Regions from separate parts of the Mus musculus genome. Here region 1 is linked to region 2. The links are chromatin loops, found by intact Hi-C in ENCODE. Cell type or tissue: left cerebral cortex. All regions are shown on one strand. Links, peaks and the distances in the headings refer to the core of each region. The heading gives the core; the rest is flanking DNA.

Region 1 (8,337 bases), core at 191-8,190, 180 kb before region 2:
CACAAATTCCAGCCCAGGCTACTATACCCAGCCAAACTCTCAATTACCATAGATGGAGAAACCAAAGTATTCCACGACAAAACCAAATTCTCACATTATCTCTCCACGAATCCAGCCCTTCAAAGGTTAATAACAGAAAAAAAACCAATACAAGAACGGGAACAATGCCCTAGAAAAAACAAGAAGGTAATCCCTCAACAAACCTAAAAGAAGACAGCCACAAGAACAGAATGCCAACTTTAACAACAAAAATAACAGGAAGCAACAATTACTTTTCCTTAATATCTCTTAACATCAATGGTCTCAACTCCCCAATAAAAAGACATAGACTAACAAACTGGCTACACAAACAAGACCCAACATTTTGCTGTTTACAGGAGACACATCTCAGAGAAAAAGATAGACACTACCTCAGAATAAAAGGCTGGAAAACAATTTTCCAAGCAAATGGTATGAAGAAACAAGCTGGAGTAGCCATCCTAATATCTGATAAGATTGACTTCCAACCCAAAGTCATCAAAAAAGACAAGGAGGGGCACTTTGTTCTCATCAAAGGTAAAATCCTCCAAGAGGAACTCTCAATTCTGAATATCTATGCTCCAAATACAAGGGCAGCCACATTCATTAAAGAAACTTTAGTAAAGCTCAAAGCACACATTGCACCTCACACAATAATAGTGGGAGACTTCAACACACCACTTTCACCAATGGACAGATCATGGAAACAGAAACTAAACAGGGACACACTGAAACTAACAGAAGTGATGAAACAAATGGATCTGACAGATATCTACAGAACATTTTATCCTAAAACAAAAGGATATACCTTCTTCTCAGCACCTCATGGTACCTTCTCCAAAATTGACCACATAATAGGTCACAAAACAGGCCTCAACAGATTCAAAAATATTGAAATTGTCCCATGTATCCTATCAGATCACCATGCACTAAGGCTGATCTTCAATAACAAAAAAAAAATAACAGAAAGCCAACACTCACGTGGAAACTGAACAACACTCTTCTCAATGATACCTTGGTCAAGGAAGGAATAAAGAAAGAAATTAAAGACTTTTTAGAGTTTAATGAAAATGAAGCCACAACGTACCCAAACCTTTGGGACACAATGAAAGCATTTCTAAGAGGGAAACTCATAGCTCTGAGTGCCTCCATGAAGAAACGGGAGAGAGCACATACTAGCAGCTTAACAACACATCTAAAAGCTCTAGAAAAAAAGGAAGCAAATTCACCCAAGAGGAGTAGACGGCAGGAAATAATCAAACTCAGGGGTGAAATCAACCAAGTGGAAACAAGAAGAACTATTCAAAGAATTAACCAAACGAGGAGTTGGTTCTTTGAGAAAATCAACAAGATAGATAAACCCTTAGCTAGACTCACTAGAGGGCACAGAGACAAAATCCTAATTAACAAAATCAGAACTGAAAAGGGAGACATAACAACAGATCCTGAAGAAATCCAAAACACCATCAGATCCTTCTACAAAAGGCTATACTCAACAAAACTGGAAAACCTGGACGAAATGGACAAATTTCTGGACAGATACCAGGTACCAAAGTTGAATCAGGATCAAGTTGACCTTCTAAACAGTCCCATATCCCCTAAAGAAATAGAAGCAGTTATAAATAGTCTCCCAGCCAAAAAAAGCCCAGGACCAGACGGGTTTAGTGCAGAGTTCTATCAGACCTTCAAAGAAGATCTAATTCCAGTTCTGCACAAACTTTTTCACAAGATAGAAGTAGAAAGTACTCTACCCAACTCATTTTATGAAGCCACTATTACTCTGATACCTAAACCACAGAAAGATCCAACAAAGATAGAGAACTTCAGACCAATTTCTCTTATGAATATCGATGCAAAAATCCTCAATAAAATTCTCGCTAACCGAATCCAAGAACACATTAAAGCAATCATCCATCCTGACCAAGTAGGTTTTATTCCAGGGATGCAGGGATGGTTTAATATACGAAAATCCATCAATGTAATCCACTATATAAACAAACTCAAAGACAAAAACCACATGATCATCTCGTTGGATGCAGAAAAAGCATTTGACAAGATCCAACACCCATTCATGATAAAAGTTCTGGAAAGATCAGGAATTCAAGGCCCATACCTAAACATGATAAAAGCAATCTACAGCAAACCAGTAGCCAACATCAAAGTAAATGGAGAGAAGCTGAAAGCAATCCCACTAAAATCAGGGAGTAGACAAGGCTGCCCACTTTCTCCCTACCTTTTCAACATAGTACTTGAAGTATTAGCCAGAGCAATTCGACAACAAAAGGAGATCAAGGGGATACAAATTGGAAAGGAGGAAGTCAAAATATCACTTTTTGCAGATGATATGATAGTATATATAAGTGACCCTAAAAATTCCACCAGAGAACTCCTAAACCTGATAAACAGCTTCGGTGAAGTAGCTGGATATAAAATTAACTCAAACAAGTCAATGGCCTTTCTCTACACAAAGAATAAACAGGCTGAGAAAGAAATTAGGGAAACAACACCCTTCTCAATAGTCACAAATAATATAAAATATCTCGGCGTGACTCTAACTAAGGAAGTGAAAGATCTGTATGATAAAAACTTCAAGTCTCTGAAGAAAGAAATTAAAGAAGATCTCAGAAGATGGAAAGATCTCCCATACTCATGGATTGGCAGGATCAATATTGTAAAAATGGCTATCTTGCCAAAAGCAATCTACAGATTCAATGCAATTCCCATCAAAATTCCAACTCAATTCTTCAACGAATTAGAAGGAGCAATTTGCAAATTCATCTGGAATAACAAAAAACCTAGGATAGCAAAAACTCTTCTCAAGGATAAAAGAACCTCTGGTGGAATCACCATGCCTGACCTAAAGCTTTACTACAGAGCAATTGTGGTAAAAACTTCATGGTACTGGTATAGAGACAGACAAGTAGACCAATGGAATAGAATTGAAGACCCAGAAATGAACCCACACACCTATGGTCACTTGATCTTCGACAAGGGAGCTAAAACCATCCAGTGGAAGAAAGACAGCATTTTCAACAATTGGTGCTGGCACAACTGGTTGTTATCATGTAGAAGAATGCGAATCGATCCATACTTATCTCCTTGTACTAAGGTCAAATCTAAATGGATCAAAGAACTTCACATAAAACCAGAGACACTGAAACTTATAGAGGAGAAAGTGGGGAAAAGCCTTGAAGATATGGGCACAGGGGAAAAATTCCTGAACAGAACAGCAATGGCTTGTGCTGTAAGATCAAGAATTGACAAATGGGACCTAATGAAACTCCAAAGTTTCTGCAAGGCAAAAGACACCGTAAATAAGACAAAGAGACCACCAACAGATTGGGAAAGGATCTTTACCTATCCTAAATCAGATAGGGGACTAATATCCAACATATATAAAGAACTCAAGAAGGTGGACTTCAGAAAATCAAACAACCCCATTAAAAAATGGGGCTCAGAACTGAACAAAGAATTCTCACCTGAGGAATACCGAATGGCAGAGAAGCACCTGAAAAAATGTTCAACATCCTTAATCATCAGGGAAATGCAAATCAAAACAACCCTGAGATTCCACCTCACACCAGTCAGAATGGCTAAGATCAAAAATTCAGGTGACAGCAGATGCTGGCGAGGATGTGGAGAAAGAGGAACACTCCTCCATTGTTGGTGGGATTGCAGGCTTGTACAACCACTCTGGAAATCCGTCTGGCGGTTCCTCAGAAAATTGGACATAGTACTACCGGAGGATCCAGCAATACCTCTCCTGGGCATATATCCAGAAGATGCCCCAACTGGTAAGAAGGACACATGCTCCACTATGTTCATAGCAGCCTTATTTATAATAGCCAGAAGCTAGAAAGAACCCAGATGCCCCTCAACAGAGGAATGGATACAGAAAATGTGGTACATCTACACAATGGAGTACTACTCAGCTATCAAAAAGAATGAATTTATGAAATTCCTAGCCAAATGGATGGACCTGGAGGGCATCATCCTGAGTGAGGTAACACATTCACAAAGGAACTCACACAATATGTACTCACTGATAAGTGGATATTAGCCCAAAACCTAGGATACCCAAGATATAAGATACAATTTCCTAAACACATGAAACTCAAGAAAAATGAAGACTGAAGTGTGGACACTATGCCCCTCCTTAGAAGTGGGAACAAAACACCCTTGGAAGGAGTTACAGAGACAAAGTTTGGAGCTGAGATGAAAGGATGGACCATGTAGAGACTGCCTTATCCAGGGATCCACCCCATAATCAGCATCCAAACGCTGACACCATTGCATACACTAGCAAGATTTTATCGAAAGGACCCAGATGTAGCTGTCTCTTGTGAGACTATGCCGGGGCCTAGCAAACACAGAAGTGGATGCCCACAGTCAGCTAATGGATGGATCACAGGGCTCCCAATGGAGGAGCTAGAGAAAGTACCCAAGGAGCTAAAGGGATCTGCAACCCTATAGGTGGATCAACATTATGAACTAACCAGTACCCCGGAGCTCTTGACTCTAGCTGCATATGTATCAAAAGATGGCCTAGTCGGCCATCACTGGAAAGAGAGGCCCATTGGACACACAAACTTTATATGCCCCAGAACAGGGGAACGCCAGGGCCAAAAAGGGGGAGTGGGCGGGTAGGGGAGTGGGGGTGGGTGGGTATGGGGGACTTTTGGTATAGCATTGGAAATGTAAATGAGCTAAATACCTAATAAAAAATGGAAAGAAAAAAAAAAGAAAAGAAAACACAAAAAAAAATAAAAATAATAGTAAAATTTTTAAATTAAAATAATGTTGTAAACAACTATATGTAGTTACCAAAATGCCACCACAGGAGGGCTCACTCTTTCCTTGAGAGCAGCAAATTCTTTAGAACTTATTAAAGATCTCTAACCCTGGTGACTCCCAAGGACAAGCCCATAAATGAGATGATTCATTTTCCAGATTCCATCAGTGAATCACTGTTGAGATCACCCCTATTTAATCTGAGCTTTTCAAATGTATGAGTCACCACACAAGTCTCTGCATTCTAAATTAGAAATGAGAACAGATTTTGGGATGCTTAGTAAAGTAGCTCCTACAGGTTTTTTTTTTTTTTTCTCTGAAACCACGGAGTCTTGTATAGTCTGTAGGAATAGGGACAACACAGCACATGTATCCCCTGACAGCCACCTGCTATTTTCATGAAAAAAATAATAAAAGCCAATTCCTACAGTTAGAGGTTACTCTAGGCCGTCTGCTGAAGCCACAGGATCTAGTGACACTTCTGGGTATTGGAAAACCTGCCAACAAAGACTCGACTATTTTCTACTTGTATTCAAGAGTTAACACTTGAAATTATCTCCTTTAATGATACTCTCATCCAGGAAGATGCCCACCACCAGGGATGAAAAACCCAATCTCCAGCCACACCTCATTTGGTGTTCTCTATACCAATGACAAATATCTGAATGTTTGAACAGTTGAACTACTCAATTATGGGGAGACAATTTCCCAAAAAGTTTGTGTAAGCAAGATGCCCTCTTCTCAAAGGAAAGTCTTTCAGGGAATGTGAAATGGTTCAGTAGGTAAAGGTGCTTTCTGCTAAGCATGATGATCTCAGTTCAATCCTGAGTCCCACAGGGTAAAAAGAGAGAACCAAATCTTTCATGCTTCCAAAAGCAGTGGCATATGGTACTTGTGCTACACACACACACACACACACACACACACACACTGAAAAAAATGTCATGAAAACAAACATGTTTTAAGAAAAGTTTTAAGATTTGCACTTTTTTTATTCCCTTGGACTTTTAATGAATTCCTAGGGTCTGGCCAGTTCCAGAAATGCCTTCAAAGAATCACTTTGTTTTGTACCTCTTCTACTTCCTCCTCCAACTTCTCCCATGACCCCTCTAGTCCCTCTCAAATGCATGACTTTTTTATTATTGAATATATATCCTGCTAAATCCACTCAGGGTTGCTGTTTTTAAGTCTGACCACTTGGGATTAAATTTATCATGAGGCTCATCCCTGAAGAAAATTGAATCTCTGTTTCCCAGTACTTTATCTAGGAAGGGGCCTTGTGAAATTTTCCCTATCCACTTTGACTTGTAATCACATCGTTGAGATTTCATGGGTACAACTTCCCTATTATATATAGAAGACACTATCTTACAGCAGACATCTTGGTTCTCTAACCCTTACAATCTTTCTGTCCTCTTTCTAGAATGTTCCATCAGCCCTAGGAGTAGAGGTTGCATTATATTTGATGATTACATCATCTTATCATATCCTGAAGACAGTGTTTCACAGGACTCTTCTCAATCCTCCACTCTTAGAATATTTCCATTTTCCGTGATGTTCCCTATATTTTGGAGGAGGTGATGTAAATATTCCTTTTTGAGTACTCAACAGCTGTTTATTCTCAGTATTTTAAATAGTTATGAGTCTCTGTATTGTGTAATATATGAGAGAAGAATAATTTTTAAAAATTAGTATCTGAATTAACTATTGTCTACTGCAAAAAAATTCTCTGGCCAAGCCAGATAGTAGCACCAGTCTAAGGATGTAAATATAAATATTACATATGTAGGTAGTTTGGCTACATATCTGTTTAGCTCAATATCAGTAATAAGTTCCACCCTCTCCCCAAACCCATGTCATCCTTAGCTATCAGTTTCTAACAGATATACATACCCAGTATAGAATTCTTTCTGGATAGTAGCCTTTAAGTACAATCAGAAAGTGGACCCACTGAAATGAATTGGATGAGGATGGCCCCTAGAGGCTCATATATTTAAATGTCTGATTTGAAGTTGTTGGACTATTAGGAATAATTAGGAGGTATGGCCTTGTTTAGAGAAGGTGTATCACAAAGATTGAGTTTTGAGACTCCAAAAGCCCATCCTCCCACCCCATTCCCACCCTCTGTCTCTCTCCTCTCTCTACCTCCTGCTTGTGGATCAGATGTAAGCTCTTAGACACTGTTCCAGATCATGCTTGCTTAACATCCTACTTTCTGCTATGATAAAATGGACTAACACTTTGAAACTATAAGCAAACCCTCAATTAAATTTTTTTTTGTAAGTTGCCTTGATTATAGTGTCTTCAAAGCAATACAAAAGTTACCAAAGCAGTCACCATTTTACTAGTGGAACCATCTTGCCTGAAATGTTGGTTACAATGGGCATTTTTTTTTTAACCAGAAAGTAGTCTTTCCTTAATGGGCTTCAACAAAACCCTCTACTTCTACCTTGTTTCCTCTTTTCTAATTTAGGCTATGCTTTTATATGGTATTTTAAATTTTAAAGAATAATTGTAATAGTTCAGCCACCTTTAATTGTCACCATTTTTCACTTTCAAAATTAGTGTGTTACCAGAGATATAGAAAGAGGAGTTAGGATCAGAGACCTGATCTGCTCCCCTGAGGGCTCCTTACCCTACATAATCTTGAAAATAGCCCCTTTCCTCAAAATCATTTTTCTCCAGCAGAAGGCAGTTCCTAAACTGTGGGCTCTGTAACACACTAAAGGCTTTCAAAATCTCTCTAATAATTATAATTAAAACATTCAAATGGGTTTTTAATTTTCTTTCTGACTAGGCTGTTTCCTAGTCCTTTTCAGAAGCTCTTATTGTTCAGTCTTGACAGGATCCTCTGATAGAAATTACAGCTTTATGCCGCTCAGCATCTTCATTAAAATGCAATGCTGCCAGATATATTGCATGCATATAGAATAATTAAATCATGAATAACACATTTCCAAGCATGATGGCTCCTGAATAGGGAAAAAGTGTTATTATGAACACAGAGATTTTATATTATACTAAAAATAATTGACAATAACTACTATTATTTGAAGATTCACTACTTAAATTATAATTGCCTGTCGGCAACCCCATTTTTAAGACAATGGTAATTTACAATGGAAAATGGATGTGAATTTTTATGCCATTTTGTTGTTATTGTTGTTTTTCTTCAAAACAACACCTTTTAGTAATAGGGATTGCATAATTTGAGAATCTTCTTTTAGTTTTGTTATACACGAAAGGCTACTAGCATTAGAGCAATTTAAACATGTCTGGCTTCAAACTAATAATCACATATCATAGGAACCAAATATATGTTATTTTAGACATTATAATACATATTACATGTGTATAAATATATTTCTATTTTCCCAAATCTGGTGCACAACTATTATTTCCTTGTCACTTTTTATGTGGCTTGGTGTCCTTAGTTTCCCAAATAGCTCCATAACAGCTCTGGAGCAATGAAGGAAAAGGCAGCCTTTTTGTTGTTTATACCAATCCCTTTCAAATCACACCTGAGTT
Region 2 (8,307 bases), core at 308-8,307:
CTCCTTGTGGGAATTGAAGTGAGGAGATTTTATCTATCCTCAGTTAGATATTCATCAGCAAAGATGTATTTCACATCTCTTTGACTTTCCATATGCTAAAGATTGAAATAAAATGATAAATAACAAGACTATCGGAGTTGGATTTTGTACTTTATTCTATCTTTTTCAAATTTTTTATTTAATATGTTTTGCATGTATTACTATATACCTTAAATATTCAGTACCTATGGATCCCCTGGACCTGGATTTTTAGACAGTTGTCAGACATTATGTAGATGCTGGGAATTAAACTGGGGTCTTCTGAAAAGTAGCCAGTACTCTTAATTGATGAGCCACCTCTCTAACCCATCTGTTTGTTGTTGTTTGCTTGCTTGTTTGTTTATATGAGTGTGTGTGCATGTGTGGCATGGGACAGGGGGTACAGATGCCCATGGAGACTAAAAGAGGGCATTGGATTCCCTGAAGCTAGAATTAGAAGCAGCTGTGAGATATCCACCTTGAGTGTTGCAAGCCAAACTCAGTTTCTTTGAAAAGGTGGCAAATGCTTTTAACTACTTAACTACCTCTCCAGACCCTATACTGGAATCATCTCTCTGATGACTCAAAATAAACATTTCTTTGATGGATGGGGGCAACTGTGTGTGTACATGTACGTGTGGGGGGGTGATGGTTACATACCCACACACATATGTACAGAGGCTAGTGAAGAACATACATGTCTTGCTCTATCACTCTTAATCCTCATCCCCTTGACAAAGGGTCTCCCACTGTACTTGGAGCCAGGCTGGTAGCTAGCAAACCCCAATAATATCCTTTTCTCTGCCTTCTACAGTGCAAGAGTTACAGGCATGTGCATCCATAATTGGTTTTGGTTTTGTTTTGTTTTGCTTTGTTTTTAATCTATATGCTAGGGGTTCAAACTCAGGTCATTCATACTTTCTCTTACACACTGAGCCATGTCTCTCTGTTTCAGGGAGCAATTTTTTTAATGTTGTTTTTTTTTTTTTTTTTTTTTTTTTTTTTTACAAGTACTATTGTCAAGTGGAAATAATCTTCTGGTCATCTTCAAAAGTGTGCTTCAAAAAGTGTGTTTGTAGGCTGGTTGTGGTGACACACACTTGTAATATCATCATCTAGGAGTCCAAAACAAGAAGGTCATGAGTATACAGCAACTTTAATAAATAGCAAGATAATACTTATTAAAAATATTCATAACATGATCAAATGTTATATCTGAGAAACAACTAATCTCTGATTAGCCTTACTAGTTTTTTTTTTTTTAAGAGAAAAACTCATATATCTTAGGCTGGCCTCAAATTCCATATATGAAGGATGACTTCTGATCTTCTTGATCTTCCCTGTTGAGTGCTGGGATTACAGATGTGTGCCACCATACCCAGTTTATGCACTGCTAGGATTAAAACTAGGGTTTTGTGCATGCTCAGAAAGCACCAGAGTTTCTAGCTTTCTTTCTTTGATCAAGATTATTGATTCAATTGTTGTGTCTTCTTATACACTTATATAAGTGTCTATACCTTGTAAGAACATACCATACGCTTGGTATTATTATCATTTTTCTTTTATAGGTGAGAACATTGAGCCTTGGAGCGCACTATTAACTATAATGTACTGTAGTTTCACACAGCAGGGGCAGGAATCTAGATTCCATTCCAGGAAAAACATTTAAGCCTTTTTTCTACATATTTATGTTATCAAATTGGGAAATGAATTTTGATAGTCATTATTAATATTTACAAAGACAACAGAAACTGAAATTTAAAAGCATCTCATGGAGAAACTCCTATCACAAAACCCACTCTATGAGAAAAGAATAACACATTTACTCAAAGCTTTCCATTATATATGCAAAGAAACCTATTCAAGACCAATGATACATGGAAGGTAACTGTAATGGTTTGAATGAGATTGCCTCCATAGGCTTATGTATCTAAACACTTGTTTCTCAATTGGTAGAACCTTTTGTTCTGTTTTGTGTTGTTTTGTTTTGTTTTGGGAAGGAGGAAGAAATGTGGTCTTATCAGAGAAGAGTTTTCACCAGGGGTAGAATTTGAAGTTTCAAACGGCTCAGGGATTCCCTGTTATCTTTCCCTCTCCCTCCTACTTGGGAATCAACTGTTCCTTTGCCATACCTTTACTCTAAAATCATGAACTCTCACTCACTGGCACTGTAAGTCCATATAAACTCTTTATTCTAGAAATTGTCAAGGTCATGATGTGTTATCATGGATATAGAAAAGTAACTAAGACTCTATCTGATTTTATGCTTAGGCTTGATGAAGCAGGGACGGTGATATAAAAAGATGATTCTTAAAGGGCCATGAGCCAATTGAAATGAACACTTCAGTTTTAGCAATCCCATTATCCAGTTTCCAGCAGGATCCCTATGGAATAAGGATATCAATTTCTTCCTCCCTTCCCTCCTTTTTCCTTTTCCTTCCTTCTTTTTCTCTCCTCCTCCTCCTCCTCCTCCCTCTTTCTTCTTCTTCCTCTCTCTCTCTCTCTCTCTCTCTCTCACACACACACACACAGCAATTACAATTTGGAAAATCATTATACAGTGAATCACAACTACCCTGTAGTTCCTTCAGAATACTCTTGAAGTTTTGATATAATCTCTAGTGCTCAGGAAGGAAAAGAAAACACATTAAGATTGTAAGCAAATGTTGGACAAGTAACTGAAGGAAGAAGAGGACAGTAAATAGTTCCTCCACAGGAAGATGACAAGAAGCAAGAAATCAGGTATGCTGGTGGCTTTGGAAACCTGTACTGGGAGGCCAGGAGGTACCTTTATAAAGCTAATGTGTGATTTGAGTTGCATTGGCTAAATAGACAGTTTATGAAACATGGAAAAACCAGGCCCTGGAGTTTGGGTCAGCCTTATCAAGAAATCTCTTAAGATCACCACTTTTCCTTGGATGTAGTGTATCAATATAAGTAAATCTCTCAAAGAGCTAACATTCTCTTTCCTCCTCTGCCTTCCATGGGGTTTGAATCTAGGACCTCAGATCAAGTTAAACAAGAGGCCCAGATCACTTTTTAGTTTTTGTTTTGAGATAGGGTCTCTAAAATTATCCAGGTTGGTCGTAAATTACTAATCCTCCTGACTCAGCCTCCTAGTAGCTGTGACCACCCACCTGAAACTCTAACTGGTACTATTTAACATGTATACTACCTACCCAACTAAAGTCCTTTAGGCTTTTTAAATGCAAGCTGTGGGCTTGCTTAAACATTCACTCATTTATTCATTCCACCAAAGTTCATGCAGGGTCTCCTAGTGTGAGAATTTTGTTAGGCACTGAGGGGTGGGGGCAGATACAAAGAGAATTGAACTTGGTCCCAGTCTCCCAGAAATTTACAGCTTAGTAATGGAAACAAATGTGCATTCATAAGACCTTATAGAAGGTGAAAATGTGAGAGCATGATTGGAGGGGATCGACCCTTGGAACATAAAGGTGGTGTAAAAAACCAAAACAAGAATTTTAAAACAAGTCGAGTTTTCAATGAACTTTAAAGCGTTTAGGTAATAGTCAACACCAAGACTGGCAGTCCAGGGTAGAGTAAGGAACAGACGTTTGATTTGTCTGGATAATAAGGCTCTTGAAGGGCCGTGTAATGAGGAATTTAGCGGGTTATAATTCCAGGATAGGGCAAGGCAGAAGGTACCAGAACAGAGACCTTATTTCTTCTCTTTATACTTTGACTTAACTTCATTAGACTCCTTTTTAAAATTCACCTCTTTCCTAGCGTTCAAATGGCTGGTGGTGGGGTGGGTTCAACATGTAAGTTAAGGGTTTGCAAAGAGGCCCATGAGTAACTTAAATCCCATACTTTGGGAACCCGAAAAGGAAACATGGTAGAGACTGCGTATGCCAAGCCCATTTAACAACACCAGCCACCCGACCCCCCTCAAGATGTTAGCTGTTGCCGGGGCAAGCTGCAGGCCAGACCTGAGGGCGGGTAGCCAGAGCTGGCGGGAGCTGAGATCCCTGAACTGGCGGGCCAGGGTTGAGGAAGAGAGGGAGGGAGGGAGGGAGGAAGCGCGAGAGGGAGGGAGGAAGAAAGAGAGGGAGGCGTGTCATGTGATCCGCTTCCCTGCTTCTTTAAGCGTCCACTGGCTGCCGGGCGGCCGCAGTCTCAGCTCTGGGCATCTGGGGAGCCCAAGCGGCTTCGCCCAGGCATCCGCGCGGGCGCCTGCGGTCTGTCCCACCTCCTCTGCTAACGCACCCTTGAAGTTTTGCAGCACCAGGAAAAGAGGGCAAGGAAGAAGGAGAGGGGAAGCGAAAGCATACCCTAAAACATTTACTTAAAGGAGAAAAGAAAGGGGGTCGCAGAAATGGCTGGGGCAATTATAGAAAACATGAGTACCAAGAAGCTCTGCATTGTTGGAGGGATTCTTCTGGTTTTCCAAATCGTTGCCTTTCTGGTGGGAGGCTTGATCGGTAAGTGTGAGAGCTGCAAACTTTCCCCTTTCCCTTTCTTCGGCCCTTCCCTCTTTTGCCTCTTGGGCTACTTGTTACAGTATCGCTGCCTTGCCTCTATGATCTAATTAGTCCGGCTATTGTGCTTAAGAAAGCAGAGCTCCATGGGGCTCCATGGGGCACAATCCAGTCTAGTGGCAAAGAGAAAAGGAGGGGAAAAGTTTTGGCCTAGTTTCAGTATCCACTTGAAAGGCAGGAGGGGGTGGGGGTGGATCTTAAGCATGGCGACGGATCGCGAGGAAGTGCTGGGTCGCAAAGTTGATTGCTCCCCGTGCTCTTTCCCTCGCCCGCCCCCCTTTCCCTCTCGGTTCCCTTCCAATCAGCACCGGGAGGGCAACGTAATCGACTTTATTAGGAATAACAGGGGAGTCGGGAGCTAAGCCCTGTGCCAGCCGCGAGCTGTTACTGGCTGTGGCTTGTGTAAATGCATTAGGTTGTCTCGGCGAGGGACTAGAGCTGGTTTTAGGGTCTCAACCTTTAAGCCCTTGGCTTCCATGCCGCCACCCCACCCATCTCTGGCGGTGGACTTGTTTGAACTGAGGACTCATAGAGTGGTTTGGGAGAGTCCTGGCCCTCTCAGCACGAACTTGGAGAGGGCGTAGGAGAAAGCCTGTCTGAAAGGTGTTGCTTTTGCCTCTTGTCCCCTCTGCCATCTCCCCTCCCCCTCTGCTTTGAGCCCCAAGATCCAGTGAGTCTGAAGCCTGAGGTCCTCCCCTGGCGCCAGGAGGATGTTTCCTGCTCCCTCCTGGGCTGCCCTCAGGTGACAGCTCCCAGGCGCCAGGGAGACTTTCTCAGTGCGCACCAAAAAAAAAAAAAAAAAAAAAGGCTTCGAACGTAACTGACCTTCTGCCTTAGGATCCACTCGGAAAACTCAACTTACTCCTACTGTCTTTTCCACCTCATGTCCCTTTCTCCTCAAGGTTCCGGACATCCTTGGACAAACTTCAGTGCCAACTTCGGAGCGGGCGCTGCTGGGCAGCTTAGCTTCCTTGGGGCTGGCTGTTGCTCTTGGCTGGGTGGAAGAGCTCAAGCAGGGGTCTGTGCTTCTTGAGGGAGTCCCTGGGCAGCGCAGGAGCTCCCTTGAGGGGGTGAGAGTAGTGGGTACGGTGTTTTTCCTATAGACTAGGGTGTGTTGGGTTAGCATTCCAGAGTGTCTGGTAATGGCAATCTTTGTAACACCAGGCTAAGTGTTTTAAACAAAGGAGAGGAGAAGCTTCAAGAAGGGAGTTCTGAGGAGGTCGAGTACACATTTCTAAGCCTCTGTCCTCCATATGGGCAAAGCACACAGAAACACACACACACACACACACACACACACACACACACACACACACACACACACAGCTTTTGTTTCGTTACGCCATGTACAATCTCTTTTTCTCTGAATTGGATTTTCCAGGCTCTTAATACTTCTCTGCTGGGAGCTGTAGGCAGAAGCAGTCTCAGTGATTACACCGCGGTTACAATTACACCTCTTGTTTCCCTTGATGAGCAGTTGCAGTTGGATGCTATTGGATCTTGTGTGATTTCAGTGGCAGACCATCATAAAATTTCTTGCACCTTGTGCTTTCAGGATTAAATTGGCCTATTATCCTTGCCTGACCTTCTCCTTTGAGGTTTTTTGCACACAGTAAACCATTACAGTTTCCTGTAGCTGCACCCCACCCCACCCCACGAAGCTGATGTGGGCCCACATACCTCTTGGTTCCTGTAGTAGGTTCCCTATAGCACTTCTGGAACTAGCATGTTTTCTGGAACCTCACCATTACAGTGGAGATCCCAAAGACCCCCTGCAAGTGTTTGCTGGACATTAGAATTACCAGTTAGAGCAGTTGTTTGCTCAAATTAGGGTTGTTTGAAGTAGGAAGTAAGTAGTGCTAAGGTTGTTCCCAACCCACCCCATCTAAGGTAGAACTTGGTTAATGAAGCTGCAGGCCCTGCCTAAATAGATTTTCCTAACTTAATACACTACGTTAGTTCTAACTTTTCTTAGAAAAGAAACATAACATTTCTTGGAGGAAGTTTTTATATAACTTTACTTTGTATCACTGTTTTACCTTCCTTCTCTCCCAGCTGCAGTAATTGTTCTCAGTTCTGGTACTGAGACTTAACAGATTATATGTAGCCTACACTAAATAGTGTTTTAGTTTTTACTTCTTTCACTTGCAGAGTAGCATTTTTTTTTAATCTTAAATACATTAAGGTAACCTAGGCTCTCTTATGACCTAAATACAGGAAATGGATATTAACAAGAGGTACATGCTATTTTTTCCACTCAGCTTCTCTAAATTGAAAGTAGATGAAGCTGTTCAGAGTGGACTAGTACAAGCAGTTCTTGAAATTACAGGAGCTAGAGCAGAGCTCTACTATTCAATCCCACTGCTACTTATGGGGTCAGGCATACTGATGATAAAGTAGTCTTCCTAAGGTTCCTTCTGAACTGTAGCCACTCTGATACTTTTGGATCCATGCCCCTCCGAGAAACTCAGGGGAGAAAAATACTATGGGAAAGCTCCTCATTGGAAATACATGACATAAACAAAAACAAAAGTACTCATGCCCTAAACAGCCATAGCAAATCATGAATCTCAAAGTGGCCAGGCAAGTCACTTAACCAATAGACTTATCTCCTTACTGGTAGATAAATGAGTTTAAAAACTCTTTCACCTCTGATTGTATAACTCTTTTAGTATTCAGAATTTTATATGACATTTGGATTAATATTCAGTTGTAGCCTCATAAAATCAAGGGGAAATTTTTAAAAGAAGCCATAAAAGCAAATAGAAGGGATTTGGCTAGGTTTATTTCAAATCCCCTGTATCCTAAAGGCTTTCTTACCTAACTTGTTCATTTGCTTTCTGGCTGGCTTTGTGGGTTTTTTTGGTACTAGTGTCTGTATATATTGTTGGACTTTTGATAACTTCAGTAAGGAATATCATATTTGGTAGAACTTGGTAGATTTATAAATTTATTCATTTATGGTTTTGTTAAATATTTGAGACACTATAAATTAGATATCTTTTTTATGCATTCAGTAAACTTCCTAAGTGGCTAGCTTTTTAGATGTATTTAATATTTAAGAACTTCAAAAAGGAAAACAAAATGTTTTGAAAGGTACAGCTTAATCTTACTTTCCTGAAAACCAGACCTGAAAAATACTAAGATAATTTTTCTTTGTTTTCATGCTTGATGAACTTAGTTCACGGAAAACCAGCTGTTGGGTAGTAGAAGGAGTGAAAAGAGACCATGTGACGAAACAAGAGTACAGCCCACTAAAAATCACGAACTGGGTTATCTGGCACATCATGCGTATAGACTCACCTCAGATTAATCATTTCTGGTGCTATGATGTTTGAAGAATCATGTTGCTGTTTCACCTAATTCTAAAATTATGAATAGAGCAGAGATCACAACTGGGCAGAATAGATTATGGTTAAATTATTTTAAGCAAATCTACTAATAAGAATATTTCAAACTTAAATTTCAAGTAAAAGTAAACAAATCACCCGTTATAATTTCTTTGGGAAGTTGCATTGTTCTGTCAAAAGTTACATGAGTGTCCTCCTTTTTAAATGCTGAGGATATAATAATGTGTTTAAGACATATATATGTGCATATACAGTTATCACATTTTCTCAAATAGCCCTGTCAAGGATGCAGAACTCTCCATTATTCTGTTACTAAGTGGAAACTGTTGATGGTCTTGATTGTTATCCATTCATATAAGCATTTGTCTGCTGTAGTTATTCATTTGAAAGTTGCATAAATTTGAAAAGTTAAGTGAAATCGTGGATAAAAAGGGTGCATA

The links. A loop is a pair of places that touch in the nucleus more often than their neighbours do. Peaks named below come from ENCODE experiments on the same cell type or tissue, not always from the same donor. Only the 100,000 strongest peaks of a DNase experiment are listed, where the experiment ranks them.
Region 1: it touches region 2 in a loop (2.7-fold over the local background); 3 of 42 quality-filtered maps call a loop at or near these places.

Annotation. Positions count from the first base shown.
Region 1 is chr3:159,655,922-159,664,258 of GRCm38, forward strand. No RefSeq gene overlaps it. Among named protein-coding and RNA genes, the nearest start is that of Rpe65, 61 kb to the left of the region's middle. In left cerebral cortex, for the core only: a CTCF peak has its summit at 4,862; a DNase peak (open chromatin) is centred at 5,047.
Region 2 is chr3:159,835,588-159,843,894 of GRCm38, forward strand. It overlaps Wls (wntless WNT ligand secretion mediator), which reads left to right and starts at 4,063. Exons shown (of 12, transcript NM_026582.5): 1 at 4,063-4,460. The coding sequence starts at 4,355. In left cerebral cortex, for the core only: no CTCF peak of the experiment used is centred there; DNase peaks (open chromatin) are centred at 4,130, 4,814, 5,540 and 5,984; H3K4me3 peaks cover 2,799 bases; H3K27ac peaks cover 2,446 bases.